Linked DNA regions of Mus musculus: regions 1, 2 and 4 are each linked to region 3. Evidence: chromatin loops called from intact Hi-C (ENCODE). Cell type or tissue: left cerebral cortex. All regions are shown on one strand.

Region 1 (8,000 bases), 310 kb after region 3:
TCAGTGGGCTCTGGGACACTGCACGGTAGCGTCTTTAAATATTGCAGAAGCCTTAGAGCTAAGTCAATGCTGCAAATAGAGTTGAGAATTTTAGATGTTAGGAAATCGGTGTGAAGGCGGGGCCCATGGTGCAGCTGAAAGGCTCCGCGAGGAGCCCCTCATTCAGGCCTCAGGACAATAGCGGACACCCAAGAACTCACAACAGACCGAGCTTGTTGCAAACCACATGAGGCTTTATTCGGGGAAAGCCAGAGCTCTGGGGACGACTCATATCCCACGCAGGGGTAGAGGAGTTGTCCTCGAGGGGAAAGAGTTCCCAGTTTTTATAGGCCCTCAGGGGGGAAAGGAGAAGGGGGAGAGTAGGGGATTTTCAGATCTAAATAATGTCTATTCTTAAGAAATGGGTATGGGAGGGGTACAAGGAAAGAGTCTAATGAAGGTGCAGCAATGGGCACGCACCTGGTCAGAACATTGGCAGACACACAGGTTCAAGGAGTGGCCAGAGCACTGTGCACCTCTATTTTTCTAAATCAGTGAAGCTAATTCTGCTAACACTGACGTCTATCTTGCCAATTTCAGGGCTTCTGTGTCCTTTTACATTCTGCCAGGATCTTTCACAGCCACAGGGGAGAAGAGCAAGCTTAAACAGTTCGTTAGGTGATTCTGCAGCCACCAGCTGAACCCAGAAAGGAAGACATTCAGTGAGATAAGTACCTGACACACATGGTTGTCACCGTCTCCCACCCCCGAGTTTCAGTCACAAGCATTGCTATTATAATATGTGTAGAAAGATCCAATTCTGTTTCGTTCAGTGTTATTGAAAGTTTTTCAAATTGAGCTCATGTTGCTCGGTTGGTAGAGTGCTTGCCTAACATGGATAAAGCCCCCGGCTTCATAACTAGCACCCATGAAACTGGGTGTGGGTGGCATAGCCTTATGCTCTCAAAGCTTGGGAAGTGGAGGTGGGAAGATCAAACACTTAAGTTAATTGTTTTCTATAAAGTGAGTTCAAGGCCAGCCTGAGCTGCATGAGATCTTGTCTCAAAACAAAACAAAACAAACAAAACAAAACACCACCACCACCACCACCACAACAACAACAGTAACACACTCTAATATTAAGTATCCCTGGGAATGCTTGGTGCTCTTCTAGAGGACCTAGGTTGCATTTCTTTTTTTTTTTTTTTAATTTATTTATTTTATGTATATGAGTACACTGTTGCTGTCTTTAGACACACCAGAAGAGGGCACTGGATCCCATTACAGATGGTTGTGAGCCACCATGTGGTTGCTGGGAATTGAACTCAGGACTTCTGGAAGAGCAGAGTTTGTGCTCTTAACCACTGAGCCATCTCTCCAGCCCCGAGGTTGCATTTCTTGCATCCATGTTAAATGATCACAGTCACCTGTATCTCTAGCTCCAGGAGTTATGATGGCCTCTTTTGCCCTCAAAGACACTGTCATATGCATAACACACACATGCGCATTTGCGAGTGCACACAAGCTCACACACAAATGTACAGACACATGCGCATTCACACACATATATGCATGCATGCATACACAGGTGCACACTTGAACACAGACACCCACAAGTGTCCAAGCACACACACACCCATACACACACACACACACACACACACACACACACACACACAAATAAAAAGAAAAAGGAAGTCTCACTAGAAGTAGGATCATTTTGTGGCTAATGCACTAATAGATTTATCTCTTCATCCTTCCTCCAGCTTTATTCAGTTTTGTGGGGTTCTCTCCTTCCTTGAGTTGTGCTTTAGTAAGAAGTACATTGTACCAAGATATATTAGTCCAATATAATCTACACACACACACACACACACACACACACACACAGCATAAATAAAACTCCTGGAAAATTTTAGTGTTCCCACCCTTAAGTTTTTAAAGAACTAAACTTTTCTCTTCTGGCTTATTCAGTAAAATGTTGTTTAAGACACAATACAAGGTGGTTCTGATGGTGCAGGCCTGTCATTCCAGTTGCTTGGGAAACTGAGGTAGGAAGACTGCAAGTTCGAGGTCTGCCTGGACTGTGCTGTGAGTTCAAGGACAGCCTCTACCACTTATCGGGTCCCTGACTGAACACACAAAAGCAGGGCTGAAACATAGCTCAGTTTTCCTTTTAAACATTTTTTTAAAAACTGAATATTTTCTCTTTGTGCGTGAGTGCTTTGCCTACATGTGTGTCTGTGCACCTCATGTGTACCTGGTATTCTCAGAGACCAGAAGAGGATATAGAACCCCTTGACACTAGAGTGATGGATACATGGCTGTTAGCCACATGTAGGTGCTGGGAATTGAACCCTGGTCCCATGGAAGGACCATCCCCAGTCCACTGAGAATATCTTCATATATTCGTGTGCTTCCGCAAATGAAAATTCCTCCATTGATCTAAATTATTTCTATGCTTTTCCAAGAAGTCCCATGAACTCAGAAAGTGCCCTGGGCCTTCCACTCTTCAGTCTTCTGGGAAGAAGTCATCTCTACTGGCATTACAGACTCCTAGAGAAGAAAACATTTTAAAAAGAAAGAAAAATTAAAAGCAAAAAAAAAAAAAAAAAAAGTGAAAAAGCAAAACGAATTAAAAAAAAAATAATGGCAAGGAACATAGCTCCATGGTAGAACTTTTGAGCAGCACACACAAGGCCTTGTATTTACCCAGTATAATAAATAGGAATAAATTTGACTTTCACCTAGAATTCTGTTCGAACTCAGCATCTGAAAAGTACCTGAAGGAGCTCAGGAGAGAAACAGAGGTTGGAGCTGGATCTGGGGTTGAGCACCACCAGGACCTCACCCACCCTGAGTGGGCTTACCCGTGACTTCAACTCCAGGGGCGTCTGATGCCTCTGATTTCTAAGACTCCTGCAGTCATGCAATACAACGCCCCCCCAAAGACCCACGAGCAAACACATAGTTAAAAATTATGTTTTTAAGCCGGGCAGTGGTGGCACATGCCTTTAATCCCCAGCACTTGGGAGGCAGAGGCAGGCGGATTTCTGAGTTCGAGACCAGCCTGGTCTACAGAGTGAGTTCCAGGACAGCCAGGGCTATACAGAGAAACCCTGTCTCGAAAAACCAAACAAACAAAAATTATGTTTTTGAGATAGGGTCTTGTTAGATAGCACTGACCTTTGCCAATAAACTTCACCAATGAAGCTGTAGCTGAACTGACAGAGACCTGTCTGCTTCTAGCTCCCGAGTGCTGGGATTAGAGACATTGTCACCATTCCCAGCATTAGAAATCTGGGACGAGCTTCATTTGAGGGTGTGATATCCAGCACCATGAGAAGGGCTTAGTGGCACGCGCTCTGCAATTTCAGTCCTTAGGAGGGAGGAACAGGGGGATAGGAATCTATGTGGAAGGAGGCAAGCATGGGTGTCGTCCCTGGCCCAGGGACCCCAGAACCGGCTCTTCCGCGGTGCCTAGCAGTGTCTGTGGTGCCGGAGAGTCGGAGCCCAACTCTGGCAGGTCCACGGGAATCCCAGACTTTTCCTGCCCCCGGAGCTCACAGACCAACACCGGCCAGGACCTTGATACCAACAATGGGAGTTCTGTGTGCCCCGCTGAAGTCAACTACACCAAGCATGCTCTGGAGAATGCAATCTGGAAAACCTCACTAGATCTAAGACGAGGAAAGAGGTGCTATCTCCTCATGGCTAGAGAGAGGTCCCCATGGGGGCAAGAGGCGTTTGAGTAAAGGGCAGATACCAGGCCCAGGGCTAGCATGGACTTCCCAGGAAATTACTGTGGCACCATGTCCTTACAAATTAGAGTTAAAAATTAATGAGAGGTCAGACCTTACAGGCTGGCTCCGGGGCTGTGAACTTTCTAGCTCTTCTGTTCTTCAGGGAGACAGCCCAGCAGGAAGCAGGCTCCCCGCCCGTGCCGTATCACGATTCTGCGGAAGATGGGTTTACCTCTAGGTCATGGTGGCTGCTCTCTAACTCCAAGTTGGCTAGGTTTGCTATTACCACCGTTGCTTAGTGGGCCATCTGCTCCCATGGGGAGCCACCAGCCTGGGTAAATGGGGAAAGGTTTTTTCCTTTCCTTTCCTTTCCTTTCCTTTCCTTTCCTTTCCTTTCCTTTCCTTTCCTTTCCTTTCCTTTCCTTTCCTTTCCTTTCCTTTCCTTTCCTTTCCTTTCCTTTTCGACAGGGTTTCTCTGTAGCCCTGGCTGTCCTGTAACTCACTTTGTAGACCAGGCTGGCCTCGAACTCAGAAATTCGCCTGCCTCTGCTTCCCAAGTGCTGGGAATTAAAGCATTCCAATTTCAAAGAATCAACACCCTGCAGGTCTTGCTGACTGTTGGAAGGAGGTGTGTAATGGTAAGGGGTGACAATGCCTGGCAACAGGGACGTGGGGGCCTGACTTCAGGACAGACTGCGGGCTGCACTCTCCGCCTCTGCAGGCGTCAGTCCTTGTTATAACCTGTGTTATAAGAACTATAGCTCTCCTTCTCCCATCTCCTTAATTTACTTATAGCGGCTTATAGCTAAATTGCCTTGAATCTCGGAAGACTGCTTTCCTGTATGAGTGTGTGGTGTCTACCCTGGATTCCTATCGCTCTCACTCTCGGACTCGGGTGCTCAGTGCTGCCACCCCGCGTCCGCTTAGGTTCCAGTTTAGTCCTCTATAAATGAAGCCCAAAAGATCTCTCCTTGAATTTGGAGCTTGATGGGCAACCAAGGAGTCCCAGGAATTCTCTCTGTCTCTCCTCCCCTCAGCATGCGGGTTACAGACATGTGAAGTCTTGGTCTCGATTCGATCTCGGTCCACGCAATAACTTCATTTGAGAGAGAGAGAGAGAGAGAGAGAGAGAGAGAGAGAGAGAGAGAGAGAGAGAGAAATATCTATGGTGGAGTCACTGAAGTAGGTGGAGGACCTCTGTGTGGGAACACAGAGAGGAACTGAGACAAACTTAGTCTCGAGGTTCCTCAGGGTCTGATAGATAAGTCTAGAAGGTAGATATGAGCAGGTTAGGGATTCTGTGAGCAGAAATCCAGAACAGTGTATTATAAAGTGTCCCCAGACACTAGAGATTCGAGCTCTTGGGCCCTATAACCAGCCAGGCTACTGTGAGGCTCGGAATGGCTCTCACGCTGCATATCGGATCCCCTAAAATGTATCATCTATTCTTTAGACTTGCATCATTTCTCCTAGCAGCACCTCTTGAAGATGCAAGTCTGGCTTCTTGGCCTGGTGTCAGAGACCCAGACAGGGACCTGGCTGCCTCTTTTCTATCTTCCTCCAAATCTGGGCTGTGTCTGGTTTCATCCCTCCTTGTATGGGGGCATCTGCTCTGATTATCTCCATGCTGGGCTACGAGGCCTGTGTGCAAATACCCGTTCTCACCCTTGTCACACAAGTCTGGTAGTACCTATGTACTCTCAGGAACGCTCACGCTAGGCAGAGGCACAAGAGAGACTGAACATCTGGACATGGACATGTGTGAACTAAGCATTTATAACTTGGAAAAGAACTTGAACCTCTAGGGAACATTTGGTCGAAGTAAGACAAGAAAGTGCAGCTGTCTGGGCAGGACTTGAACCTTGATCGGGGACAGAGCTTGGGTATTTCTGCCTCCCATGAAGGCTATCACACATCCGTGGGACACTTTCTCTACTACCTCTAAGTGCTTGGAATTACTGGTCTTGCCTCTGTGTAAGTTATTTAATGTGCTATCTCAGAGGCATATTTATTACTTATCACATCTTTATCATCTTTTTTTTGGTGCTGGGAGTCAAACCTAGGCAACAATTTTTATTTGTTTATTTTATTTTATTTTGGTTTTTCAAGACAAGGTTTCTCTGTATAGCCCTGGAACTTACTCGGTAGACCAGGCTGGCCTCGAACTCAGAAATCCACTTGCCTCTGCCTCCCAAGTGCTGGGATTAAAGGCGTGTGCCACCATGCCCGTTTTTTTTTTTTTTTTTAATTAAATAACTTGTGAGCAAGTTGGGCATCTTGGGGAACTTGGGGTTCCTTTGCCATTTTGGATGATTCATTTTATAGTTTGTACATTAAACTATGCGTAAGCGGCCTGTGAGGAAGCTCAGAGGGTAAAGCACTCATCAGGCAATAAACGGACACTCCAAGAAGCATTCTGTTCTACCGGGCACAAAAAGGCACAGCAAGCAAGCAAACATTCCAAAATCTCCGTCTGTGGAGCTTAGTGCTGCCACCTTGTGTCCGCTTTGGTTCCCAGTTCTCATTAGTAAATTAAGCACAAAATCTCCCCCCCCCCCCTTTTTTTTGTCTCTGTGTCTGATTTCCCTCTCTCCCTCTCCCTCTCCTCCCTCATCAAAAGACAACGCGCAAAAGTGGGTTCTATTCCCTTTGTCGTTTGGGAGGTACTTGGGGATCAACCTTAAGTAGTCAGGCTAGGCTTGAGGCAAGCACGTTATCCACTGAGCCCTGTCGCCAGCCTTCGTTTGAATTTTAGTTTAGTATTTTTTCATATGAGTAGGACATTATATTGATTTTTATTTCAAAATATATGGGAGGGGAGGCCCTTGGTCCTGGGGAGGTTTGATGCCCCAGCATAGGCGGATGCTGAAGCGGTGGGGTGGCGGTGGTGGTGGGTGGGGGTGTACTCTCATACAGGCAAAGAGAAGGGGGAGGGCAGATGTGGCATGGGTGGTTGGTGGAGGGATAACCAGGAAGTGGGATATCATTTGAGATATAAACGAATGGAATGATTAATAAAGAAAATGCTACTTGTGATCCCTTTTGCCCAAGAATCTTTTAGGCAACCTGGGATAGGAAAATATATTAAGTATATTTGTTGCTTTTCTGTTGCTGTGACAAAAATGCCTCTAGCCCAAAGCAGCTTAAGGAAAAATGGGTTTGCTATGGTTCCAGGGGCATAGAGTCCATATGTTGGCGGGAGACAGGGGCTGCAGGCAGAACTGTGTGTGTGTGTGTGTGTGTGTGTGTGGTGTAAGCCGGCTGGTCATGTGTTCATTTGCCGAGGGGGTGGGGATCAAGAGAGTGAGAGTGAGACTGAAAGCAGGAAGTGCAGTCAGGCCATCAACTCTCAGAACCAGCAGCTCCCAATGACGCACTTCCTCCAGCAAGGCTGATCTGCCTAAAGGTTCCACTACCTCCCCAAACAGCACCAACTGGGGAACAAGTGTTCAAATACAAGAGCCTGCCGGGCATGGTGGCACACGCCTTTCATCCCAGCACTCAGGAGGCAGGGGCAGGCGGATTTCTGAGTTCGAGGCCAGCCTGGTCTACAGAGTGAGTTCCAAGACAGCCAGGGCTATACAGAGAAACCCTGTCTCAAAACAAAACAAATACAAGAGCCTATGGAAGACATGTCTTACTGAAATCACACAGTAGGTCTATAAAATAGAGATAAGGATAAAACATTTACTGATAACAAATCACAAAAGATCTATTTCACGGCCAGTGAGATGGCTCAGCTGTAAGGTACCAAGCTTAATGAGCTGTGTTTGATGCCCAGGACCTTTTCAGCAGAAAGAAATAACTGATTTCCTCAAGTTGTCGCCAGTGTCCACATGTATGCTGTATCCACATGGATGGCTGTAATGACAGTTAGTTAGTTAACCATCGATTTATCTATTTCTTTAGTTGTGGGGTCTCACTTTGTATTCCTGGCCTGCCTGGGATACAAAGTGCGTCACTGAGTTCCATCTGCCTGTGCTTTCCCACTGCTGGGAGTAAAGGTGTGCATCACAGCCCAGCAGAATGTGTGCAGACTTTAAAAAAAACGAAACCCAAACTTAGCCTTTTTAGTTTGTTTGTTTTTGCATATTTTGCGGGTGGGGCTCAAGACAGTCTCTTTGTGTAGCCTTGGATGTCCTGGAACTCAAGGAGATCCGTCTGCCTCTGCCTCCCAAGTGCTGGAATTCAAGGTGTGCACCATCACCGCCCAACTAGGAGAGCTGTGAAATTCTGTTCATTTTTAAAAAATGAGATGTAGAAGTTATGTAATAAACC
Region 2 (8,000 bases), 170 kb before region 3:
TAAGTATATAGTTGTATGCAGTAAATTTTCTTCTTATTATGAAATACCAGAAATTAAAGAGGTAATTAACCACATTACAGATTTTTTGAAAAATAAAACAACATACATGACTAGCAATGAAATAGACATGTTAACACTATAATGAGTGATTTGCTGTAGTTTTTTTTTTTTTTGAGGGGGTTGTTTGTTCGTTTGTATTGCTGTTGCAGTTTAGTGTGTTACAAAACAAAACAACAACAACACTCCCCCTCATAAAAGCATCAGGAATTTAAATGAGGATGAGACAGCCACGGACATGCTTCCACCCTGGCCCAGCTAACAGCAGAGGCAGGAATTGATTCCAACCGAGTCTGGCATGAGAAATTTGGGGGTGAGCTGAATTTCAATAACATCTGAGAACGTCTCAAGGGGAGGCCTCTGATAAGGCCAGCAGTCACCAGCACAGAGATGGGCCGTTTCTCTTTTCCCAGAATCCCCTGTCGGAAGCCACTAGCAGGGAGACAAGTCAGCTGAAGAGAGCAGTAAATTAAACACACATCAGTCCATTGGCAGGTTGGCTTCCCAAGGGGACAGCAGCGCGGCTGGCTGTAGTCCCAATGAGGGGAAATCCAGGGACACAGAAAGCCCATCCACCAAGCAATCAGCTGCCGGTCCCCGTCAACTTGCTTAGAAGTGGCATGTTCGGCTGACCCAGTGTGGCCTAGGTCAAAATACTGTTTTTCTCTGACAGCTTGGCACGGCTCTGCTTCTGCAAGGGTTTGCTAAGGATTTAGTGAACAGTCTGAGTGTGCTTATAGACACTGGCGCCTTTGTGCATAATGTATAAATTACATAAGTCATGATTTTGAGGTGGGGGATGTGGTTTTGAGACTCACTGTGTAACCCTGGCTGGCCTGGACCTTTCTACACAGATCAGACTGGCTTCAAACTCACAGGCATCTTCCTGCATCCTGCCTCCTCCTGCCTCCTCCTGCCTCCTCCTGCCTCCTCCTGCCTCCTCCTGCCTCCTCCTGCCTCCTCCTGCCTCCTCCTGCCTCCTCCTGCCTCCTCCTGCCTCCTCCTGCCTCCTCCTGCCTCCTCCTGCCTCCTCCTGCCTCCTCTTGCCTCCTCCTGCCTCTGCAGTGCTGGGATTCAAGGCATGCACTCCCATACTCCAGCACTGAGCTGTTTCCTGTCTCTGCTTAATATTCATGCCTGTGTCCCTAAGAATTCCCATTCTAACTCATCCGCACTGAGTCAGTCTCCTTGAATCCAAGCCAAAATAAGACCGCTCTCACAAACCCACAGTAAATCGAGAGACATTTCTTTTGTCTGATTTATTCCTTGTGGAGAAAAGTGGGGGGAGAAGAACTGAGAAAACTGTGTGTGTGTGTGTGCATGTGTGTGCATGAATATTTACCAAATATATATAAATATCATTTTTATCATATACAATATTTACAATATATATCCTTGGCTGTCCTGGAACTCACTCTGTAGACCAGGTTGGCCTTGAATTTCAAGATCCACCAGCCTCCCAAGTGCTGGGATTTAAAGGCCTGTACCACTACCTCTTGATAATTTTTTGTTTGTTTGTTTGTTTTTAATTTCATGAGTGGCTTTTCCTCATCTTCCGTTTGTATCAGGTTCTGACTTGCACTTGTACAAGTGGTTTGGTGCTCACGGCAGCTTCTTTTCTCATAAGGAAGAGAGCCGTATAAGTAACTCTGCAATGATGATGTGCTTCTGTGTCCGTGCATGGCGCGGGCACGTAACTGACTACAGGGCCCCCAGAAAAGGACATTGGATCCCCTGGAGCTGGAGTTGCTGGCAGTTGTCAACCACCCAACGTGATGCTGGGAAGGGAACTTGGACCTCTGCAAGACCAGTCCATACTCTTAACCACTGAGCCAACTCTCCAGTTCCCGTGATAGCTGTCTTAGAATTCTTGCAGAGAAGTAGTGAAAGACAGAAATGTTGCTAGTGATTAAAGTGCAGGGACTATCTTTACCACATTGTCTGTAATGCGTATACATTTTACAATTAGGAAAAAAGATGGAGGTGCAGGGGAAAGGACAGGTGCTCCTCCTTGGGCTTTGAAGGTATGAAAACCTCCTGATATCAAGGTCTGCTGGGTACCCAGACCTCTAGGATTCAGCATAAGCCTTCCAGTAAAACAAAGCTTCGAGGGACCCCAGGAGTCTGTGGTTAGAAGTTAGCATTATCTTACTTTGAATTGTGTGCATTTCTTGCCCCCCTAAGGGGAACCCACATTCCAACTGAATGATAGGATTCCATCAATACAGTTTTTAACCTCCACTTTGATCAATTTTTACACTATGTGGTGATAAAGGGTGGAAGGCAGAAATTGTTTCCAGGCGAACACACAGGTACACTGACCTCCCTGCCCCACAGTGGGGTAGCCTGTGCTTCCAAAAGGAGACAGCCTGTTCTGAGCTGACAACAGGATTTGGGGGAGAGAGAATACAGACGAAAGCATAAACTAGTGAAGGGAACTGGGTGGATACTAGTGTTCTCCCCTGTGCAAAAAGAGACTAGACATGTAGGCGGCCCTCTTACCACCAGATCACAGACTATTCTCTTCTTCCTGCTGGCTCACTGTGTGCTCAGCACAGCGACAAACAATTCCATCTTACTTCTTCCTGACAGGTTTGTCACAATAAATCTTGGAAGTTCTAAACTACAATAACTTTATTCACTTTATTCCCCAGAGAAAGAATTGTTCCTATTCTTGCATACCAACAAATGCAGGGACACAACAGATCAACTCAATGTCTGTGAAACGTGTTTGCTTGCAGAAAGTGTGTAGCTTCCTGCCTGTGTCTTTCTAGTCAATGGCTTCTAAGTGATAGGACTAGGGCCTTTTTTTTTTTGCTCTTAACTTTGTGAGAAGAAGAAAGTATTTTTAAAGTATTTTAGAATAGCAATCATAGAGAACTTACTAATTTGCAACAGAGCCAAAGTTGATAGGCTGAAAAATATCAAGAGTAAACCATATGAAAAGTTCTAGAAGGTATGACATGTACATAAGACAAATGGAGGGAGGGGCAAGAAGGACGAACTGAGGGAGAAGGGAATGAACCTAAGGAAAAACAGGTATCGGCTCCGCTAGGGAAGAAAGGTACTGACTTCAATGTGTGGCCATCTGACTGAGTTGTTGAGCTGCCAGACCAGGAGAGGAGATGGGCAGCTATTGTTAGAGATGGAAGCCCTGGGGGCGGGACATCAGTATCTTCAGCAGTTTCAGAAACTCTGAGTCTAGTCAATTCAACCAAACCTCAAGAGACCTTGCAAATTCCCGCCTAGTGCAATTTTTTCAAATTACCACGAGAGGGCACTCCTGCCTAATGAAGACCAAAGTCCAACTACACACTTGTTTCATATGGAAGGAGTTACAGAGACAAAGTTTGGAGCTGTGACGAAAGGATGGGCCATCTAGAGACTGCCAAATCCGGGGATCCATCCCATAATCAGCTTCCAAATGCTGACACCATTGTATACACTAGCAAGATTTTGCTGAAAGGACCCAGATATAGCTGTCTCTTGTGAGACTAGGCTGGGGCCTAGCAAACACAGAAGTGGATGCTCACAGTCAGCTAATGGATGGATCACAGGGCCCCCAATGGAGGAGCTAGAGAAAGTACCCAAGGAGCTAAAGGGATCTGCAACCCTATAGGTGGAACAACATTATGAACTAACCAGTACCCTGGAGCTCTTGACTCTAGCTGCATATGTATCAAAAGATGGCCTAGTCGGCCATCACTGGAAAGAGAGGCCCATTGGACTTGCAAACTTTATATGCCCAGTACAGGGGAACACCAGGGCCAAAAAGTGGGAGTGGGTGGGTAGGGGAGTGGGGGGGAGGGTATGGGGGACTTTTGGGATAGCATTGGAAATGTAAATGAGGAAAATACCTAATAAAAATATTTTAAAAATTAAATCTAGGAAGTGAAATTATGAATGAATTTCATTTGCTTCTAATTTTCTACATTTCACAGTTGTATTGAAACTAACACATTGCTTCATGGTTACTAAAATATTTATAAATAAAGAACTGATGAAAAGTAGCGCCCCACCATCATCCAATCAAATGGGGTGAAGATCTGGATAGACACTACCTCAAAGGAGACTCACGTGACCAGCAGATACTTCAAACTGTTTGAAATGTCAATATCTGTAGCCAGCAGGAAATGCAAAGTAAAACTGCTTTGATGTCCTATCTCATCCCAGTCGAAAGGGCTATCGCCAGGAAAACAAATGCTGGGGATGGTGTGGGAACATGTGTCTTATACTGCACTATTTATTGAAAATAGAACTAAGTGCTAGAGAGATGGCTCAGTGGTTAAGAGCACTGACTGCTCTCCCAGAGGTCCTGAGTTCAAATCCCAGCATGACATGGTGACTCACAACCATCTGTAATGTGATCTGATGCCCTCTTTTGGTGTGTCTGAAGAGAGCTACAGTGTACTTATATATAATAAATATATTTTTAAAAAAAGAGTTAGGGAAATAGAATATAAAATATGACTCAGCTGTGCCACTCCTGCATATATATCTGAAGGATTCTGGGTCTACATACCTCACAGATACCAGTACGCCTACATTGTTGATGTCTACAAGAGCTGAGAAATGCAGCCGCCTGGATGTCCATCAGGCAGATCAACACCTAAGGGACATGTGGTGTGCGCATACAATGGAATTTCTTTAGTTGTAAGAAAAAAAATCAAATCATAACACTCAGGGTGAAGTAAAGAGATCCGGAGATTGTTTTGCTACACGAAATGAGCCAGACTCAGAAAGACAAATACCGTCTTTCCTCTCATGTAGAACATTGATTTAAGTGTGCGCATGCGTGTGTTGAAAGAAAGACGACCATGACCTGAGAAAAGAGGAAGAGATCTTAGAGGCAGAAGTGAGGGTAACAGTATAAGGCAGTGGTTCTTGGCATTTCCTAGTGCCACGACCCTTTAACAGCTCCTCATATGGTGGTGACCCCCAACCATTAAATTATTTTTGTTGCTACTTCATATCTCTAATTTTGCTACTGCTATGAATCATAACGTAAATATCTGATCTGCAGGATATTTGATATGCGACCCTGCGAAAGGGGCCGTTCGCCTGTGTGTGCATGCACGTATACACACACACACACTCACACTCACACGAGGGTCGAGACCCAGAAGTTGAGAACCGCTGGACTCAGCGCCCACAAAAGAAGAAAGGAGAGTGGTTTGGAAGAGGGTGGGGTTCTTTTGTGATTGGGTTACCTCACTCAGGATGATGCCCTCCAGGTCCAACCATTTGGCTAGGAATTTCATAAATTCATTCTTTTTAATAGCTGAGTAGTACTCCATTGTGTAAATGTACCACATTTTCTGTATCCATTCCTCTGTTGAGGGGCATCTGGGTTCTTTCCAGCTTCTGGCTATTATAAATAAGGCTGCTATGAACATAGTGGAGCATTTGTCCTTCTTACCGGTTGGGACATCTTCTGGATATATACCCAGGAGAGGTATTGCTGGATCCTCCGGTAGTACTATGTCCAATTTTCTGAGGAACCGCCAGACTGATTTCCAGAGTGGTTGTACAAGCCTGCAATCCCACCAACAATGGAGGAGTGTTCCTCTTTCTCCACATCCACGCCAGCATCTGCTGTCACCTGAATTTTGGAGGAGCTAGAGAAAGTATCCAAGGAGCTAAAGAGATCTGCAACCCTATCGGTGGAACAACATTATGAACTAACCAGTACCCCAGAGCTCTTGACTCTAGCTGCATATATATCAAAAGATGGCCTAGTCGGCCATCACTGGAAAGAGAGGCCCATTGGGTCAGGCAAACTTTATATGCCCCAGTACAGGGGAATGCCAGGGCCAAAAAATGGGAATGGGTGGGTAGGGGAGTGGGGGGGGGTGGGGGACATTTGGGATAGCATTGGAAATGTAATTGAGAAAAATACGTAATAAAAAAAAAGGAAGAGGGCGGGGGTGGGGTGTTGAGCAAGCAGAGAAGGGGGGACAAAAGAACAACAAATGGTGGCATACACATGTGAAGATGCCACAGAGAAAACCAGTGCCCCATGTGTGAATTAATTAATTTTAAAAGTTAGTTTTAAAAGATTTGCCCTGTGACCTTGTATTTGATGAGACAGATACAGGCGCTGGGGTATAATATGTGTGTAGCTGGCAGGTGACAAAGTATTGATTCTTGTATTATCTCAGTGGAAAAAAATGTGGGTCACTAATCTTTCGATGTCCCTACGGGTTTAAATTCTCATAATTAAAAACTTGAAAAAAATACTTCAAATATAAAACTGGAAAAAGCTGGGCGTGAATAAAAGAATATACCCATTAATTCAAAGATAATTTCTACCTTAGTAATAGAGTGAGCATCACTGAGAACACCATACTCACCCTTCGGTACTAATGGATAAATGTCTGGAATTTCTCATCCGCGAAACATTTGTTTAAGCATTCCATTCCGGTTGCAGAGACTTCTCCACTTCAAGGACAGAACAGGAAAGCCGACCGGTTAACCAACCGGTTACTATTTTAACTTATCAAAAACTTTCAAACAGCAGCTAAAAATAACCATTCATTTTGCTGGTCATGGGTTAAACATTGAGGAGGGCTGACTGGCTTTGACCGGCTGGCTAGCTGCTGCTTCACACCAAGTTGTAGCAGATACTGACCCAGGCTTGGAGTTTCAAAAGGCTCCACAGGACTGAATATGGAAGACGGTTCGCTCACACGGCAGCAGATGTTCCTGCCCACTAACCTTCCCATCTGGCCTCTCCCGTGAGGTGGTCCCAGAACAGTGAGATTTCTTACACGCTTAGCTTTTAGCCCAAGGTTCTAAGCCAGCAGTTCTCAACCAGACGCCAAATATCCTGCATATCAGATATTTACGTTACAATTTATAACAGTACCAAAATTAGTTATGAAGTAGCATTGAAATAATTTTGTTTGGTGTCACCACCACTTGAAGAATGGTATTAAAGTGTAGCAGCTTTAGGAAGAATGAGACTCATTGTTCTAAGCAATACAGGCAGAAATCCCACAAGCTTCTTTGTTGTTGTTATAGCCAGACATTGGACACCCTCCAGAGAGCCATATGTAAGGCTTGGTCCCCAGAGTCGTGTGCTGGACAGGGAGATCTACAGTCACTTGGAGTTGTGCTCCCTAAAGCAAGCGGTAGGACCCTGGCCTATCTCATCGGTCTGCTTCTTAGCTGGAGATGTGAGCAGTCACAGTGACACACGCATCCTCCCACCAGGCAGCCAAGTGGCCCGGCTTAGACTTGAACCTTCCAAATCACGTGCCAAAATAAACCTCTACTTCCGAGATGATCTGTGTCTACTATTTTGTTATGGTGGCATAAAGGGACTAATGTACCGTCAATGACTTCTGTTGGAGCCTTGAGTAGGATGGAGTCAACTGTTCCCAGTGTGTGCTAATTGTTCTCTTCTGGGAAAGAATGGAGGGTTGTGGTGAGTTCTAGCTTGCGTATGCGTGTGTGTGCGCGTGTGTGCACCTCCTTTCCCCTTTCCTGATGCCTAGATCCATCTTGGAAGGCGAGCGGAGAGCCACACGTTGAAGATGACGCCTTGGTTCATCGGTGTGTGTTTCCTGTCAATCGGCACTTCTGGAGATGTGTGTGGCCTTTAAGAAAACTACTCTTGTGTGACCTTGAGAGTCTCACCACCACGACAGGACAGCAGGACAGTTCTCACCAAAGCCAGTGAGGGTTCCCGGGAATTTAATTTTACCTTTTCCAGGTCAGGCAGGATTCTTAAAGCATAACCTTCACTCCTGTTTTTCTTGGTAATAATGTTTAACTAAAAATCAACTCAGCTGGTGGATTTCTTTCGTAATCTCTTTTGCTGACAGCACGCCTGTGTGTTGTTAGTGGCCGTGAACCTTTGATCAGGCACTGACTGCAGACCCTCCTCTGGCCTGTCTTCCTTTCTCCCAGCCTAACGTGTGAGTGTGTGTGTATGTGAG
Region 3 (8,000 bases):
AGTGTGTGTAAACTAGACCAAGTATATCAACTCCTATGGTTCCTGATTCTTCAGTTTTCCTGTACTCTGATGCATTTTTTCCCTCTCCATTATTTGTTCATAATTTTCTAAGTTTGCAATCAGGGACACTAACATTAGTTATAAAAGTATTATGCCACTTATTTTATTTTCCTTAGCATATATACATTGTAAAAAGTGGGGTTTGTTGTGACCATTTCACACTGTCAAAAACTGTATATTTGTTGTGCTTTACTAAAACTAAGCAGGCAATTCCATGAGAGCAGATGTTTAACCTATCACATTCACACTTGTCCCATATTCCTGTCCTACCATAAGCCTGGAGGAATCTCTGCTCTTGGGAAGTAGAGGTCACAGGGTAAAACATTAGTCTTCCCAGACAGGATTGGTCAGTGAAAAGGTAGGCTTACACGTGTGGAACATGTCAAAAAATTAAAACTTTGACCATAAAGTTTATTGTGAAGTCTGGGACACTTTTGGGGTGAACACAATGGAGCAAGACTAGAGAAGGATGGCGGGCACAAAGGATGTGCACTCTGGTCCTGTACGCTATACCCTATGAGGGATGGCAGCCACAATGGGTGTAGACCTATGAAGCAAACCTCCTGACCAGATAGAAATAGGCCACAGGGTATGGGATGAATCCCAGACATTCATGAGTATGGATGCTGTGTTCCCTATTCCCTCTCTCTGGGTCAGTGAAGACCAAGGAGGGAGCTTGGGTCAGACGGAGCAGTTCTTCCCTGGCCCTCTCACCTAGTAAGAGCAAGTAGGGGAAGAGGAAAATGGTTATTTTAATGCTAGAACTCCCTCTAAAGGTAGGTTTTCTTCAGGACACCCAACCAAAGATAACTGAGAGTCATTTCCCAGTTATTCCATCCTAACTTCACAGTTTCTATGCCAAGCTGATGGTTCATTTTTCAGTTTCTATTTGTGAATTGGCACATCCTTTTCCTCCTATTGTCTGTCCTACTGTTGTTGGAGTGTTGGAGGAAAGGAGAAAGTGAGTCATTTCCCATTCTTTCTTTTCTTATTTATTTATTTATTTATTTATTTATTTATATGAGTACACTGTCATTGTCTTCAGACACACTAGAAGAGGGCATCAGATCCCATTACAGATGGTTGTGAGCCACCATGTGGTTGCCGAGAATTGAACTCAGGACCTCTGGAAGAGCAGTCAGTGTTCTTAACCACTGAGTCACCTCTCCAGCCCTTCTTAATGTCTTATTAATGTTTCCTTACCTTCTTTCTCTCTGTCTGTGAGACCATCCGTGGGTCCCTGAGTTGAAGTATTGTGTGCAGTAGGAAGGCAGTGAAAGTGGGGATCAAGAAAAGTGCTGTGCTGGGCGGTGGTTTTAATCCCAGCACTTGGGAGGCAGAGGCAGGTGGATTTCTGAGTTCGAGGCCAGCCTGGTCTACAGAGTGAGTTCCAGGACAGCCAGGGCTACACAGAGAAACCCTGTCTCAAAACAAACAAACAAACAAACAAACAAACAAAGTGCTGATATGGGACACAGAATATGTTGTCTCCAAAGAACAGTGTGGGGACGAAGCGGCTTCTTAATGCTCTCATCCAAAGGAAGCAAAACAAAACCACCGCCTAAACACCCAGCACACAGAGTTGAAACATGTGAGCCGAAACAAAAATTTTCACAAGGTTTTTCTGGATAATATAAATATTATTCAGCCAAAGAATATCTGCTGAGAACATAACAGTCACTTCGTTAAGAGCCTGGGATCAATATGGTATTCAAAAGCAGCATCAGGAAACATAAGTTCTAGTGAGGACCAGAAGTTAGCAAAATTTTGTAGACAGAGCATACCATACACTGGTACTGCTTGCCAGGCCACACAAGGCAGAAAAGAGCTTCAGAGTGGAAGAAAAAGTCACCTTTAAATAGGGTGTGAGGGGAGTGTTCAGTGAGGACTGGAGATGGCGTGAACATGTCTGGGAAAAGACCTCTGTGTGATGTAACACTGGAAGGTCAAGGCCTTGAAGCTGGTGTCTGTTTTCAATGTTGGGAGAACATGTGGTGGCCAATGGGACTGGACACGAGAGAATTACAGGGGACCAGAAAGAAAGCAGGACTGTGTTGCAGTAAATCTTCAACCCAAATATGCCCCAGCAATGAAAACACAACTCAAATAATATGAATATAAGCTGTGCCTATGTAAGAGTGACAATACTAATCCTAATTTTATATCAATAAAAAATTCATACCAGTGAAAACATTAAATTTGTATCAACTAAATTCTGTAGCAATGTAAGATATAGCTATGTAATAGAACTGGGTGTTAGATTACAGGTGATACTGCTAGGCTCCTCCCAGGGACTTACCAGTGGCTTACATCACCACCTGCCACAATTATCTGCTGCCAGATGTGGGTTGCACACCAGTAGCGTACAAAAAAGACGGCTTGCAACTCCAGTTCTCGCTCTCTCTCCCTCTCCTCTCTCCCCTCCTTCTCCCCATCCCTGTTCCCTGTCTCTCCTCCCATATGTTTGTTCGTGGCTGGCCTCTCTTTCTCTCTTTTGGTCCTTCTTTCTGTCCTCCTGTGTTCCCTCTTCACTGACCTTATGGCTCTGCTCCCGTCTGTCTGCTCTACCCCTTCCTCTCTTCCTCTCTCCAGTCTGTCCTCTCTCCCCCTCTCTTCTCCAAATAGACCTCCCTTATATCAGGTCTGTCTCGTGGCATGATTTCTCAGGGGGGCAACTTGGCATGAGCCCACCAGGTACCCCTGCCCATCTCCACATTACATTTTATAACACTGGGTGGTGATGGGGGTGGGGTTTCTGATGAAGGTCTTTCATAATAAAATTTTCATTCTTACAAATATAGAGTTAATAGCCTGAGATAGGAACAGGCTATGCAATGATGGAAAAGCCAAACAAGGAATTCCAGAGGTGCTGGCATACACAACATAACTAAATTAGGTTAAACCCCGTTAGGGAACATTGCCACCCATGCACAGTGACAGTGACAAGTGCTGGTGTCAGGTGGGAAGTGGCAGCTGTGAAGGAGTTGGGAATGGGAATGTTTTAGAAGGGTCGGCAGGAGCTTCTGACGGACGGACGGACGGACGGACAGACGGAATGACCAAGTTATCGAAAGCTAGCCCTTGAAAGTAACTCCAGTGCAGTAACCAGACAGACCTGTCACTTACTGATGTGGGAAATGGGGTGATGTTGTCCCATGGACGAGGAAGACTTGTTCACCGCACTTTACCTAGGACAAGTTCATTCGAGGGCCATAGTGAAGGATTGTATTGGAATTCAGTGGCTCAGAGTAGTCTCACCTATTATGAAAGCAAACAGCCACATGGGGGCAGCAGAGAGCCAAGAAGCAAGAACCAGGCCTGCGAGTAAGAAAGGAATCTCTGGCTTTGAGTGTGTTTGCTTTTCGGTTTTTGGTTTTTTTCCTTGGTTGTATTTTGGGTTGTTTGATTTGGGTTTGGATTTGGAGGGAGGGGATCTTACATAGCCCAGTTGTTACTGGCACCAGGATGACCTTGAACACCTGACCTTCCCGTCTGCACTTTTCAGAGCTCTCCCCAGCCGTTCTTTATTGTTGCTATGGCTTAATACAGAAACCTCCCCCATGCATGGTCTCCTGCTTTGAATGCTTGCTGCCCCCCTCCCCCCGCTGCTGTCATTTCAGGAGGCTCTGGGTCCTTTAGGAGGTGGGTCCTAGCTGGCAGAAGGAAGTCATCAGGGATTGCTCTTTGAAGGTGACAAGCCAGCCACTGGTTCTATCCCCACTCTTTGTAATTTCTGGTCCACAAAGATGTTAACGGTCTGCCACACAGGTCTGCCTGCCACACCAGGGACTAAGCCACTCTGCCCAGGCTTCTGTGGTTTCTCTCACATCAGGCGCTCAATTAACCTCTCCTTCCTTAAACTGTCTTCTTTCGATACTGTTGCTAATTAATATGAATGCTTCCCAACAACTCACCAGTATGTCCTTAGTCAGTTGCAAATAGTATAAAAATAACTTTCATCTGTCTAATCTATGGAATAGCACAGCCAAGCCAAACCTACTTAAGTTGCTAGCATGTATTTGCATATAGTTGGATGAAATTGTCTTACAGTCTGGTATACGGTAACATGTATGCTATCTCGTGTAATATGTTACATATCTGTATGCAAAAGGAGAAAATGTGCAGGTAACTGTACAAATAGCCATGTGCCCTCGTGCTGCTAGGCAGGCTGAGAACTGTGGCTGACAACCGCCCCCTCCCCCCCCCCCAAGAAGGTATCATCACGTGAGGTTGCCTGGGGAAGGACCCAAATTCAACTGCTGCCTCGCTGTTTCTGCCGGATTCGCATCACTATATAGCACTATCCAATGGAACCGCCATAATGGCTGAGATGTCTACAGTTATCACGACCACCGTGGTCATGTTGGGATTTGTACAAAGTGGGCCCTTCAGAAGGTAGTGAAAACCCAAGGCAGAGCATGTGGGCCACAATGGTGAGGACCTCAAAAGCCGGAGCAAGCAGCCCGTACAGGATAAAGTGGAGAAGAGGGAACCGGGCTGCTCTGAACCACGCTGCTGGTCAGACTCTCCTAAGTTATGTATGCATCCTTTGTTTCTGCTGGCTTCTGCCACTCACAAAAGTTGATTCCAAGCTCTAGAGTCTGAGCGGCTCTCTAAGGGCTGCTTTCACCCGCTGTGCCCTCCACGTGGGACACCTCTCTTGGTCCTGCAGCCTGCTAATACCTCTGACCTTCTACACCCACGAGGACATCTCCCTTTTCTCCTAGTCTCTCCCATCTCCTCCTCTACTGCAGGAGCTGCAGGGCCGTCTGCAGCAGTCTGGGACCCTTCCTTGCTTCCTCCCACTTGGAGCTCCGTAGGTTTCTCTGTGGCTCCTGGAACCTGCTACTATGCCCATTAGTACCCCCCACCACATGGACAACTTTCTACGCCCGATCTGATCTGAGTCTCTCTACTAAAGACACTGGCTCCCTTTTCCCCTGCTCTCTCCTAGCTCCTCCCCACTCCCCTAGGAACCACAGCCCACCTGCAGTCCTGGCTCTCAGCTCCCTCTGTTGCTTATAGGAACAACCCCTCCCCCTGCACCCAGTGTTCTGCTTTTTAAAGCCTGTGGTAGAAAGTCACATGTTTGTTAGTGTTAGAGGATGGTTTTGTGTTCTGTGTATCCAGATGCAGATTTCTATGCTCAGACATCTGGTTGTGGTCCGGATGACGGCAGGGCCAACCATCTCTGGTCTCTATCTTATGTAAACATTGTTTTCCCTTACCGGGTTGGTCAGTGAAAAGCTGATCAGAGAATGCAGGACTTCTGATCCCAGAGGCTGGCCCATAGGAAACATGACATGCAGGTCACCAAGGGTTTCACCCTGAGGACCCACATGGAGCAGAGCAAACCCCGGTGAGTCTCAAAGACTGTGAGCGATGCAGGGCCTGTGCCTGGGATGTACATAGTTTAGAAGGTTAGAATAGATGAATATCTGCCCTCTCATAGTGCTTGAAACTTATTAATAAGCTGACTAGCCCAATCTACATACACCCATCCTTCTGGACAAAGAGTGTTCATGCTTTTAACCCAAAACATTTCTGAGTCCCCAAGTTTTTACTATGACTATGACTCAAAGTCTACTGCCTTTTCTACAGTGTGGATTTCAGTACAGATTATAAGCAGTGGTAACTTTTTAATCTCTTTTTATAAACTTAGAAAATCTCTTGTAAGCTTCAGGGAGTCAACTTGAATCCAGCTCTTGCAGGTCAAATGGCCTCCAGATAAGTACTCCTGACAACAAGCATCCTAAGTTTTCCTGCCTATTCATAAGGGTGGTGACTCTCCCCTTTCCCCTGGTCTTGGGACTCCCTCCCCAACTACCAGAACTGTGGGTCTAAAAGTTTCAAATGCACACCTAGATTAAAAAAAAAGTTCCCCCAAACGTCCTAAATTTACCCTTTCTCCCTAGTCTACCTGTCCTAGAAGATTTAAAATCAATTATAGACTGCTCCAGTGCCAGCTCCAGGTACCCCCTTAAAAAACTCTGCACCCCGGATAGCTTCAAAGCTTCAAAGCAGCTAGCACAAGGTGGTCCAGTCTCACAGACTGCTAGAAAATGCTACCTGCACTTTCTTTGTCCCAGATGGTCCTTCTGGGCCTGGTCAGGAAGTGAAACAACCTTCTCTTCCTGGATTTGGTCAGCATGCCAGCTTCTTTGCCCCACCCCCACCCCAACCTACCAATCAGCACCAATGTCAGCAGGAAGTAGAATCAGCTCCTTATTATCAACCAAAAGGCTGGTATGTCAGGTTTCAGCCTTTTGACCGAGATGCCTATTTAACAATTCAAAATGGATCTGACCACCAGGTTTTCCCCGAATTCCTCAGTCCAGCCTGTTACTGGGCTGGCATACTACCCCACCACCCACCACCACCCCACCCACCACCACCCTCTGCTTCATGACCCCACCACCAACTCTCAAGCTTAGGGGGCTGGGCCACTCTTCCCTAAATAATTCAACTCTTTTGGTTACCCACTCTCTTTGCACCTTTGGGCCTCCTGGTTGCTACACCTGGGTGCTTCTCCCCTCTCTCTTACATTCAGCACAGTATGCTCTTACCACTCTGGACTCTCCCAGATGTCTCTGCCTCTGACTACAATTTCCCTTTTATCTACAATAAAATCTCTCCTACAACTTACCTAGGACCAGCCAGTTATGTTGCTTTCGTTTTTATTTCTGTTTTTCATTCCATTGATTTTTGCCAATCTTTTCTGTCCTGCTCTGATCCTTATTTCTCCACGTCCTCTCAGACTGATTTTGTTTTTCTGTCTTCAAGTTTGCAAACTGTGTGGTGGGGACGTGGTGGGGGGTGCTGAACCCTTTTAAAGCATCAGGGCTCTTTACCAAGTCCACCTTTTCTTGTGTTTCTTTTAATTAGGTATTTTCTTCATTTACATTTCAAATGCTATCCAAAAAGTCCCCCATACCCCCCCTCTTGTATTTTTAATACAGTCATTTAAAACTATATATTTCCATCAGGCCTACCTCAGCCGCAGTCCATTCATTTGGATATTATGTGATTCACCATCATTTGGTTTCCAGCTCCCTTTTTGATCCTTCTTTGACCTTGTAGACCCTCATGGGGAAGGAGACAGAGGAGAAGGGGGAAGAGAAAGAGAGAGAGTCCACATGCAGGGAGAGAGATGGGGATAGAGAGACCAAAATGTCTACATTATATAGGTAAGAGCTTCAGGGGTAGGGGTAGGGGAAGCCCAGCCCCTCAGCTGGAAAGTTCAAGGCAGAGGGCAGGTATGCCAGCCAGGTCCCATAACAGGTAGGGACTAAGGAATGCTGGGAGAACCTGGAGGCCCCTTGTCCTGGGTCTGAATCCCAACACATATGTCATTAAACTTTATTTTCATCCATTCCCCTCCCCTATTGCCATTCGCATGACCCCTTCCCCACAGCCAGCTCCCTCCCTTTCCCCAGTTAGTTCCAATTTCTGCTTTTGTATTGTGTGTATTCCACTACCATCTCTATTTCCCACTGGCCATAAGAGCACTTCTTTCACGATCCCCTTTCTGGTTTCATGACCATCAAATGCATCCTCACATGTAAGTGTATACACACACACACACACACACACACACACACACACACACACACACACCATTTTAAATCTAGGCTTCACAAATGAGAGAATCACAATGTCTAATAACGATGTTCTTTCATATGCACATCACAGTTGAAGCTGGCCTTCCCAGAATGCCTCAGGAAAGGGCTTGAGATGACTCTTCAGCAGCCCTCTCTTGCAAGTGAGTCAGATGGGACACACGGACCACATGTCACTCTACTCCAGCAAGGTTTCCTCTGGCTCAGCTAGGTAATCTAATTCTTGTCTTTACTTTTGCCAAATTGTAACAGGCACATGTTCAGTGCCATCTAATTCATTTTCTAATTTTTGTATTTATCGTTGCTGTTGTTATTATTTGT
Region 4 (8,000 bases), 230 kb after region 3:
TCTAAAACCAAGAATTTGGTCTATACTAGCGTCTATGTTCACAAAAAGCCACCAAATTTTTAAATTCATAACTACCAGGCTGGTTCCCATAGCACTAAGTTCCTTTGATGGGGACTCTGTCAAGATCAGCAAGGCATGACTACATGGAACGACACACAGGAAATGCTCCAGGGAATATTAGTCACTATATTACATAAGCTACTAATTTTATTTGGTGAAATATAAAGGGACTTTTGAAAGATTTATTTATTGTTTTTATTTATGTATATGTATGTATACATCATATACATGCAAGTGTCTGAGGATTCCAGGGGGCTTTGAGTTCCCCAGACCTGGAGTTACAGGGAGCTATAACCCACTTGATACAGGTGCTAGGAACTAAACGCTGGTTATCTGGAATAGCAGCAAGTGCTCTTAACCATTGAGCCATTTCTCCAGCCCATAAATAGCCTAAGTTATCCATCTGGAATAGAATATCTTTAATGCAACTCAATGGAACATGGAAGAATAGGCCAGAGTGCATGGTTGAGTGGTGAATTCTTTTTCCCAGGTGTGTTCATTTGGATCTTTCCTGTGTGAAATGGATTTCTTGTTGTTGCTATGGCTCATAAGACTATAAGGTATGCTGCTCACAGAATCGAGTCACTTCCACATCCTAGAACACACATCCCCTTCCACCGTCATGCAACCCCAGTTATCAGTATGCGGGCCTCCCTGCCTCCTTCCCCTAAAATCGTCTGTTGTGCCTTAGTATGTGGAGCTCTTGAAAGGTCTCCCCACTCTTATCTCCTACCTTGAGCTCTAAGAGCTTCAAGGAGGGGGTATGCATGGGTAAATAGGTGGAGCAAACTCATAGACATATGCGCTGTTAAATGCATGGCAGTCTGGTATTGCTAAAAATACTATAGGCTACAAGCCTTAGGTTTTCTTCTTAGTTGGGCGAAATTGGTTTAGTTAATTCTCTCTCTTACTGAATTTAGTATCTATGTTGGGCCCACATTCCATGAAGGATGTCTCAGGAAGGTCAAACTGCATAGGGTGTCCACTTTCCAACCTGTGTCATCTGAGATAATTCTCCAGAGTCTGTAGCATATTGATGTTGACCTTGTTGGTGCTCAGATATGTTGTGTGCCCATTAGTCATTGGAGATAGGCACAAGTGTGTAAGATCTTGGTTATGGATCACAGATAAAAATCTAACATTCGGGCTGGAGAGATGGCTCAGCAGTTAAGAGGAACCATATGGTGACTTACAACCATCTGTAATGGGGATCCGATGCCCTCTTCTGGTGTGTCTGAAGACAGTGACAGTGTACTCACCTACATTAAATAAATAAATAAATAAATAAATAAATAAATAAACCTTTAAAAATAACATTCAAACCCACAAACTCTACTGTTCCTATTCTCTTGTAGAAAACACTAGATGGGGTGCTGAACAATTGACAGTCAACAGGTGGCACTGTATTGGCTTTAAACAGAAATTGCTCAGACACACAGATTTAATTGGAAATGGTGAGTTTGATCATAGATTACACCCAGAGGGAAGCAAACATGATGACTTGTTAAAAGAATGTGAACAGAGTGAAAAATAAATTTCAACCTAGTTTGTACCACATTGACTACCATGTTAAATAAAATAAAATCATTTTACCTTTTTTTCTAATAAGAGAGAAGTGCTCATTAAAATTTTGACCAGTAAGGGCTAGATAGATGGCTCTGCAGTTAAGAACAAGTGCTGCTCTTCCAGAGGACACAAGTTCAGTACCTAACACATCAGACAGCTCACACCTGCCTGTAACTCCAGCTCTGGGAGAATCCATCACCCTCTTCTGGCCTCTGCATACTGTATTCTCATTTATGTACAGGGAGGAATGATATGAAACACTGCCTTCTGAACATGGCATAGCTTTTGTAACTAAGAACCCACAGCAGTCATAGCTACCTGCACGAGATGTGCACCAGACTGGGAGCTTCGACATCCCATCAGAGATGGGGAGGCTTACAAGGTCCCAGTCCTCATCCCAGGTCCCTTACAAGGTCCCGGTCCTCCTCAGGAGCTGCAGCAGTGTCATAGTTGCTGGAGGAGGAGAAGTCATGTCCTCGGGGGTGTAACCCCTGGTATGCTGTTCTTGCTCAAACAAGCAGCTTCCACCTATGCAAACAGCCTTTTTAAAAATGGAGTGAACCACAAATAAAAACCATGAAAGTAGAAGGGGGACTTACATAAAAGAAGGAGTTTACTGGGAAAGGAAAGGGGATAAGAAAGGAAAATGGGGGAATATGATTACAATACATTGTGTGTGTGTGTGTGTGTGTGTGTGTGTGTGTGTGTGTGTGTGTGTACGTACACATGTGTGTGTATGCATGAATATGAATAAATGTGTATATATGTATGTGAAATAATAAATCAACTTAAAATATTTTTTGGATTGGAATTGGAGAATAAAGTGGAGAAGAAGAGGGAAGAGAGAAACAAGGAAGGAATACTGGGAGAGACAATCAAAACCAAGGGTCATTTGAGGGGTAGTATGGAAACCTAGTCCAGTAGATGCTTCCTAAAATACACACACACACACACACACACACACACACACACACACACATGAAGGTGATCTAAATGAAATAGCCATATAATGGGGGAGGCAGAACCCTAACTAGATCTCTCACGTCACCAAATGAAGCCTCCAGTACCAGGAACAGATTCTCTTTCAGGGCTGGAGAGATGGCTCAGTGGTTAAGAGCACTGACTGCTCCTCCAGAGGTCCTGAGTTCAAATCCCAGCAACCACATGGTGGCTCACAACCATCTGTAATGGGGTCCCAGGCCCTCTTTTGGTCTGAAGACAGCTACAGTGTACTAATACATAAAATAAATAAATCTTTTTTAAAAGGGAATAGATTGTTTTCAATCAAAGAGTGACCATTTTTGAGTGACCAGATTGTATTTGGTCACCATAATTAGTTCAGAAGTCCTGACTTGATAAGAGAAAATGACAAAGCCATGGTAAAACTTGTGCTGGTTACAATACCTGAAAGAAACAACTTAAGGAAGAAAGAATTATTTTTGACTCATGGTTTGAAAAGGCTAGAGTTGGTTCAGTCCTTGGCCACTTGGCTCGTGCTTTTAGGGAGAGCTTCGTGGATTTGGGGGCATGTGGTTTAGGAGACTGTTCAGCTCATGGCTGACAAGAGACAGAGAGAGGTAGAGACACAGAGACAGAAAGAGACAGAGAACAGCTTAAGATGGTGTACCTTCACTTCAGGACGGAGGCTTATAAAACCCAAGAACCTAAGGAAACTTCAAGAACCTTGAGCTCAAAGGCTCAGACTCACAACTCCCTTCCCCACGCTTAGACAAGCAGTAAACCCTTGCTGGGAGAGAGGAGCCATCCTTCTGGAGTGCCTGCTGCAACCAGTGCAGGAGCTTCCAAGGATGCTGTGTTCCTGAGTCCTGGTGAGGTTGGGGTGGGCTTATCAGTGAGGTCACTGCCCTCAATCACCCAAGCTTCTACAAAGAACCCCAAACTGTTTATTGGTTGACTAAGGCAGACTTGGAGGAAATGTCTTTGCTCTATCTGGGGTGAAGAGATGACTCTCCAGAAAAGACACACGACTGAAGCCTTCTCTATCACCATCTCTATCTACGCAGCTCTAGTAGTGCGAGAGGAAATGGAAAAGGGAACCAGGGTGACACCTAGCGGCTGCTTAGGAAAGAGTTTTTTTTCCACATGTATTCTTTTGTCAAATTTTTTGAGACTTCCATACATGAGTCTCCATTCACACCATTTCCTTACCTGCCTTTCTCCCTCCAATCTCTCCCACATCCTCCACTTCTGCTCAAATTCCTCTTCTTCTTTAATTTGTATTGTTACACACACACACCCTCAAAACCCTGTGAGTCCATTTAGTGCTCCTTGTAGGAGTAAGTGTTTAGGGTTGATCATTTTCACTTGAGACTACATAATAACCCATAATCCATCAGGAGTCTCATCCCTAGAGAAGATTAATGCTCCTTGAGAGAGAAATGTTTTTAATCTGAAATATGTGAGCCAGGGCAGAGTGAGTCCAATATTAGAAAACCAAAATATTACATGAGAAAATATCCCACTTTCTATGCCTTCAGAGAAAGGAGAGGCAATTAGTCTGCATATGCAAAATAATCTGTGAAGATGTGCACACTCATGCACACGCATGCACACACATGCACACACACGTGATTTTTAAAAGAAGATAAAGAAAGACTGCTTCACCTCAATCGAATTATGCCATGAAGTACTGAGAGAAACCACCTCCTCCGAGTGAGGTCAGAGTGCTGAGATACCTCATATATTTTGCAGCAAAGACTTCCCATGTCCAGGATCCAATAGCAGGCCACAGCCTGGAGAGGGCAGCTGCAGAAAGGATAAAATCCTTGCCGAGCCCCAACTGTCAGCTACTTGGTTTCCTTGTACGAGTCAAAGTGCAATTCCAGATACTGAAGAACTGAGGTGTGTCTCTGTGACAGCTGGAGGAGATAAGTCGCCTCTGTGGGTGCTTTGTGAGAGGAGGAGGAGGAGAGGAGCCGTATGAAGCCCTATCTCTGTCCCTGTGGGAGCAGGAGACCAGGAAAGCCCTTTCAGTCAGAGTCCTCTGTGCTGCAGCCGACAAGCCTTTCCTGTGTGAGTTGGAGTCACAGATAGGAACAAGGCCCATGAGAAGCCAAGTGCTGCGCTTGAAGCTAAGACACCTACACTACCCCTGACAGAAATACTGGGGCTCTTTTTTTCAGTCACAAAGAAAGTAGCAGATGATTTCATTATCCTAGCACAGTAGTGAGTACAAGACTCTGTAGGCTCGGTGACCTCAAGTGTGTGTGTGTGTGTGTGTGTGTGTGTGTGTGTGTGTAGATTTATGAGTGTCTGTATGTACATGTATATGCCTTATTATGCAGGATAGGTGTGAGATCGTGATTGACAGGTCACCAGCTATGTCCAAGACCTTGGTTCCCAAGAGTGAATCTCCATGAATCTTTCTGTAAGGAGTAACTAACATGGTGTGGCGATTAATGAACTGTACCAGGGTCTCCCTGCTGAACAACAGGGTGAAAAGGCAAGTCCCCACACTTCGGTGTCAGAGAAAAGTAAACAGAGAAATGCCTATACTGTGCTTTTGTAACTGTTGACTCTTCCTTTCCTTTCTACAGTGAATGAATGATTAACCAGAGTAAGAACCTGGTACTAAGACAGGATCTTGATTAACTCAGCCTTTGCTCGTCTTGATAGTTCATGCTTTTAGCTCCAGCACTCAGGAAGCAGATGCAGGTAAACTCCGTAAGTTCAAGGCCAGCCTGGTCTACACAGAGAGTAGGTTAGGGAAGCCAAAGATTCTCGGCCAGTGACATTTTTAAGGACAGACCGCCTGTGTTCTGATTATTGACTGTGTACACACAGCATCCTGCCCTGAGGAATCTTTACCTGACACCCAGTTATAACAAACCCTGCTGTGCCCAGCCTCAGTTCCTCCGCAGGAGCAAGAGCCTGAGAGAACTAACTCTGAGCTCAAGGGAGACCCTGGCCCTGGGGAAACACAAAGTGCTGAGTTGAAATGCTGGCTCACTGAGACAGAAGGTTCCAGAAACTCTCTTCCTGGCCTTCCTGTACTGTGCTCAGACCTGTTCCTGTTTGTTCTTATAGAAATCACATAAAGAAAGCAGGACATACAGATTGTCCAGTCTCTCAAAGACAGACATTGAAACTAGCCTGCTTTCTCCTCAGGCTTTGAGGAGAAGCTGAGGGCTTAGAGGAATCAAACAAGGACAGATCCTGGCTATCACTCAAGGCCTCCAGTTCATTAAACAACAGCTCACACTTGTTCCTCTTCTCAGCAACTCAGTCTTTTCCGGTAAGGAGAAAGAGAAAGCCACCAGCGCCGGTAGAGGATCACATTACTGGTCACTTGGAGGGGTGACAAAGGGCTCCTTGTGACCAGAGGATCACATTGCCCAAACCTCTGGGCAATACTGAGCCTGTAATGGGCAGAAGTAGAGTTTGGAACACTGGTTAGTGCCTGTGTGAGGAGCCGCCTCATTCCTCCTGGCCCAATCTGTCTCCCTCTCGCAGTGACTATGGAACAGGCTCAGCTCTGCCCCTCTTTGCTGTGCAGTAAGAACTCACCGGTAGGTACAGAAGAGCAGCAGAGAGAATAACAGCCGCCCGACACTCTGAAAGCTACTTGGCTCCTCTTCGCTGCCCCCTCTGTCACTGTGACCGTGGCCGGTTGCTTTAAAAAAAAAAAATTCTGTTTTTCTTCATGAAAACGTTACACAGGGGTCAGTGCTTCTATGCCATGGTCAAAGCGTCCAGCCCCTGCGTTTACTCTCTAATAATCTACCTCCTAGATCTGAGGAAAATGAAGTATGTCCCCTCTCAGCTCATACCCTCTTCCCTCTCAAACACTAACGAGGACAAGAACCCGATTCTCGACTCCCTGGTGCTCTGACATTCTCCTTTATATAGAGAGGTGTGATTAATCAAGTGAGCCGGCAAACGGGGTAAACGATCATACAGAACAAGGTCTCAGTGCAGCCTCCAAGCTCGGGGTGGCCTGAGGTTGCTGGGTCTGGAGGTTAGCATTGCCCAGGGCCAGCATCTCCACAGGTGGTATCCACGGAAAGAAGTAGCAGGTTCAGACACTGGAAGGTCTGACGCGGGGCTGGCTGTTAAAGTCCCTAAACAGACACAACTCCAACCCCAACGCCCCCACCCTCCACTTCCACCACCACCTCCAATCCCTCATCCCGACCCCTGTTGACGGTGAGTCAGCACAGCAGGGTTCTGCTCCTCTTTGAAGACTACTATGCAGCCCGCCCAGCCTAATCCTGAAAACTAGCCTGTTTCAAGAAATAGAAACCGAAACTGATTCTCAATTCGAGTCCGTCCCCCCCCCGCTCCCCCGCTGGGCCCAGGCAGGCATATCTCCGGTCTAGAAAGTGCAGGACAAAAAGCAAGGTCTGCTCGAAGACCAGAAGCTGAAAGAAAATCCACGCGATCAGACCTCCTCTTGGTTCGTCTCCTCTCAGAAGGACTCCAGACCTCTGCATCTCATCTCTCAACATCCGGGTCTATATTCCAGTTTTGGATCTCTACATAGGGAACTTCTGCCGGAGGACAGCAACGTTTTTGTCCTAGGAAGAAAGGGGTGACGTTCCAGGAAGGCCACTAACATCGAATCACACATAATAACTCCTCTGGATCAGGTAAGTAAAAGTCTCTTAAATGTAGCTTGGCCACCCCCAATCTAATATGAATCCCCCAATATAATATGAACGGTAAAACCGTGAAAACAGGTCATGTGACCTTGGGGTCTGGTTTCTTTTGCTCAGGCAGTGTCCACAGCAGAGCCTCACTTTGACTGTCTAGTACCACACAGCCCTGCTGTATCTTTGCTGTTCAGATATATCTAAACCACCAGCCTGGAGGCAAATGCGTACCTCACCTTATTTCTGGCCTTGTGGTTCTTCTAATGCTGGCTAAATTTGAAGGAGGGCAGAGCGTGCCAACCCATATTCTCTTGGAATTTAAGATAGCGTCTCTTCATAGCTCCACAAAATAAACGCCCAGGATTAGAATGGACCACAGGCAATATCTAGGATACATGAAAAAAATAGGGGGGGGGGGAGGTTTGTTTCTTATCTGGACTACCCATGGAATAGGAATCTCAGAGTAGGTTTTGAGTATAAGGTATCATAGTGACCTTTTTGTCTGACTCCATTAAAATGTTTTATTTGCATTGGAGAAAGTGTCTCTGTTTAAGGAACCACCTCCTTCACTAGTCTGTAAGTTTATAGTTAATGAGATGGGAGCTTTTCAAATACCATCTTCCCAGAGCATGTGGGTTCAGTACTGTCCCCATTCACCGTGAGCAAGTTTATCACACTTTCCAAAGATAAATAAATATCAGAGGGAATTGTGTGGTCCCTGCTACCTTTCATGCAGCTATGGGCAAGTGTGTGCGAGCATGC

What was found. Hi-C counts contacts between places; a loop is a spot of excess contacts. Peaks named below come from ENCODE experiments on the same cell type or tissue, not always from the same donor. Only the 100,000 strongest peaks of a DNase experiment are listed, where the experiment ranks them.
Region 1: a loop joins it to region 3, with 6 times the contacts of the local background. A loop is called at or near these places in 25 of 42 quality-filtered maps.
Region 2: it touches region 3 in a loop (4-fold over the local background); 21 of 42 quality-filtered maps call a loop at or near these places.
Region 4: it touches region 3 in a loop (6-fold over the local background); 37 of 42 quality-filtered maps call a loop at or near these places.

Annotation. Positions count from the first base shown.
Region 1 is chr11:48,787,033-48,795,032 of GRCm38, reverse strand. Gm36109 (predicted gene, 36109) reads left to right here. Exons shown (of 2, transcript NR_166852.1): 2 at 1-2,639. Among named protein-coding and RNA genes, the nearest start is that of Gm36109, 8.4 kb to the left of the region's middle. In left cerebral cortex, CTCF peaks have their summits at 4,627 and 6,201 (motif pointing left); DNase peaks (open chromatin) are centred at 4,628, 6,205 and 7,007; H3K4me3 peaks cover 808 bases.
Region 2 is chr11:49,266,830-49,274,829 of GRCm38, reverse strand. It overlaps a transcript of Olfr1393 not described here. Among named protein-coding and RNA genes, the nearest start is that of Olfr1393, 9.3 kb to the left of the region's middle. In left cerebral cortex, a CTCF peak has its summit at 3,324 (motif pointing right); DNase peaks (open chromatin) are centred at 1,219 and 3,323.
Region 3 is chr11:49,098,824-49,106,823 of GRCm38, reverse strand. It overlaps Gm51892 (a long non-coding RNA gene), which reads left to right and starts at 5,306. Exons shown (of 3, transcript XR_003949669.1): 1 at 5,306-5,419; 2 at 7,753-7,890. In left cerebral cortex, CTCF peaks have their summits at 845 and 3,341 (motif pointing right); a DNase peak (open chromatin) is centred at 3,347.
Region 4 is chr11:48,870,329-48,878,328 of GRCm38, reverse strand. Irgm1 (immunity-related GTPase family M member 1) reads left to right here and starts at 6,909. Exons shown (of 3, transcript NM_008326.2): 1 at 6,909-7,235. In left cerebral cortex, CTCF peaks have their summits at 1,227, 3,701 (motif pointing left) and 6,161; DNase peaks (open chromatin) are centred at 5,988, 6,655, 6,948, 7,008 and 1 more place; H3K4me3 peaks cover 2,131 bases; H3K27ac peaks cover 2,357 bases.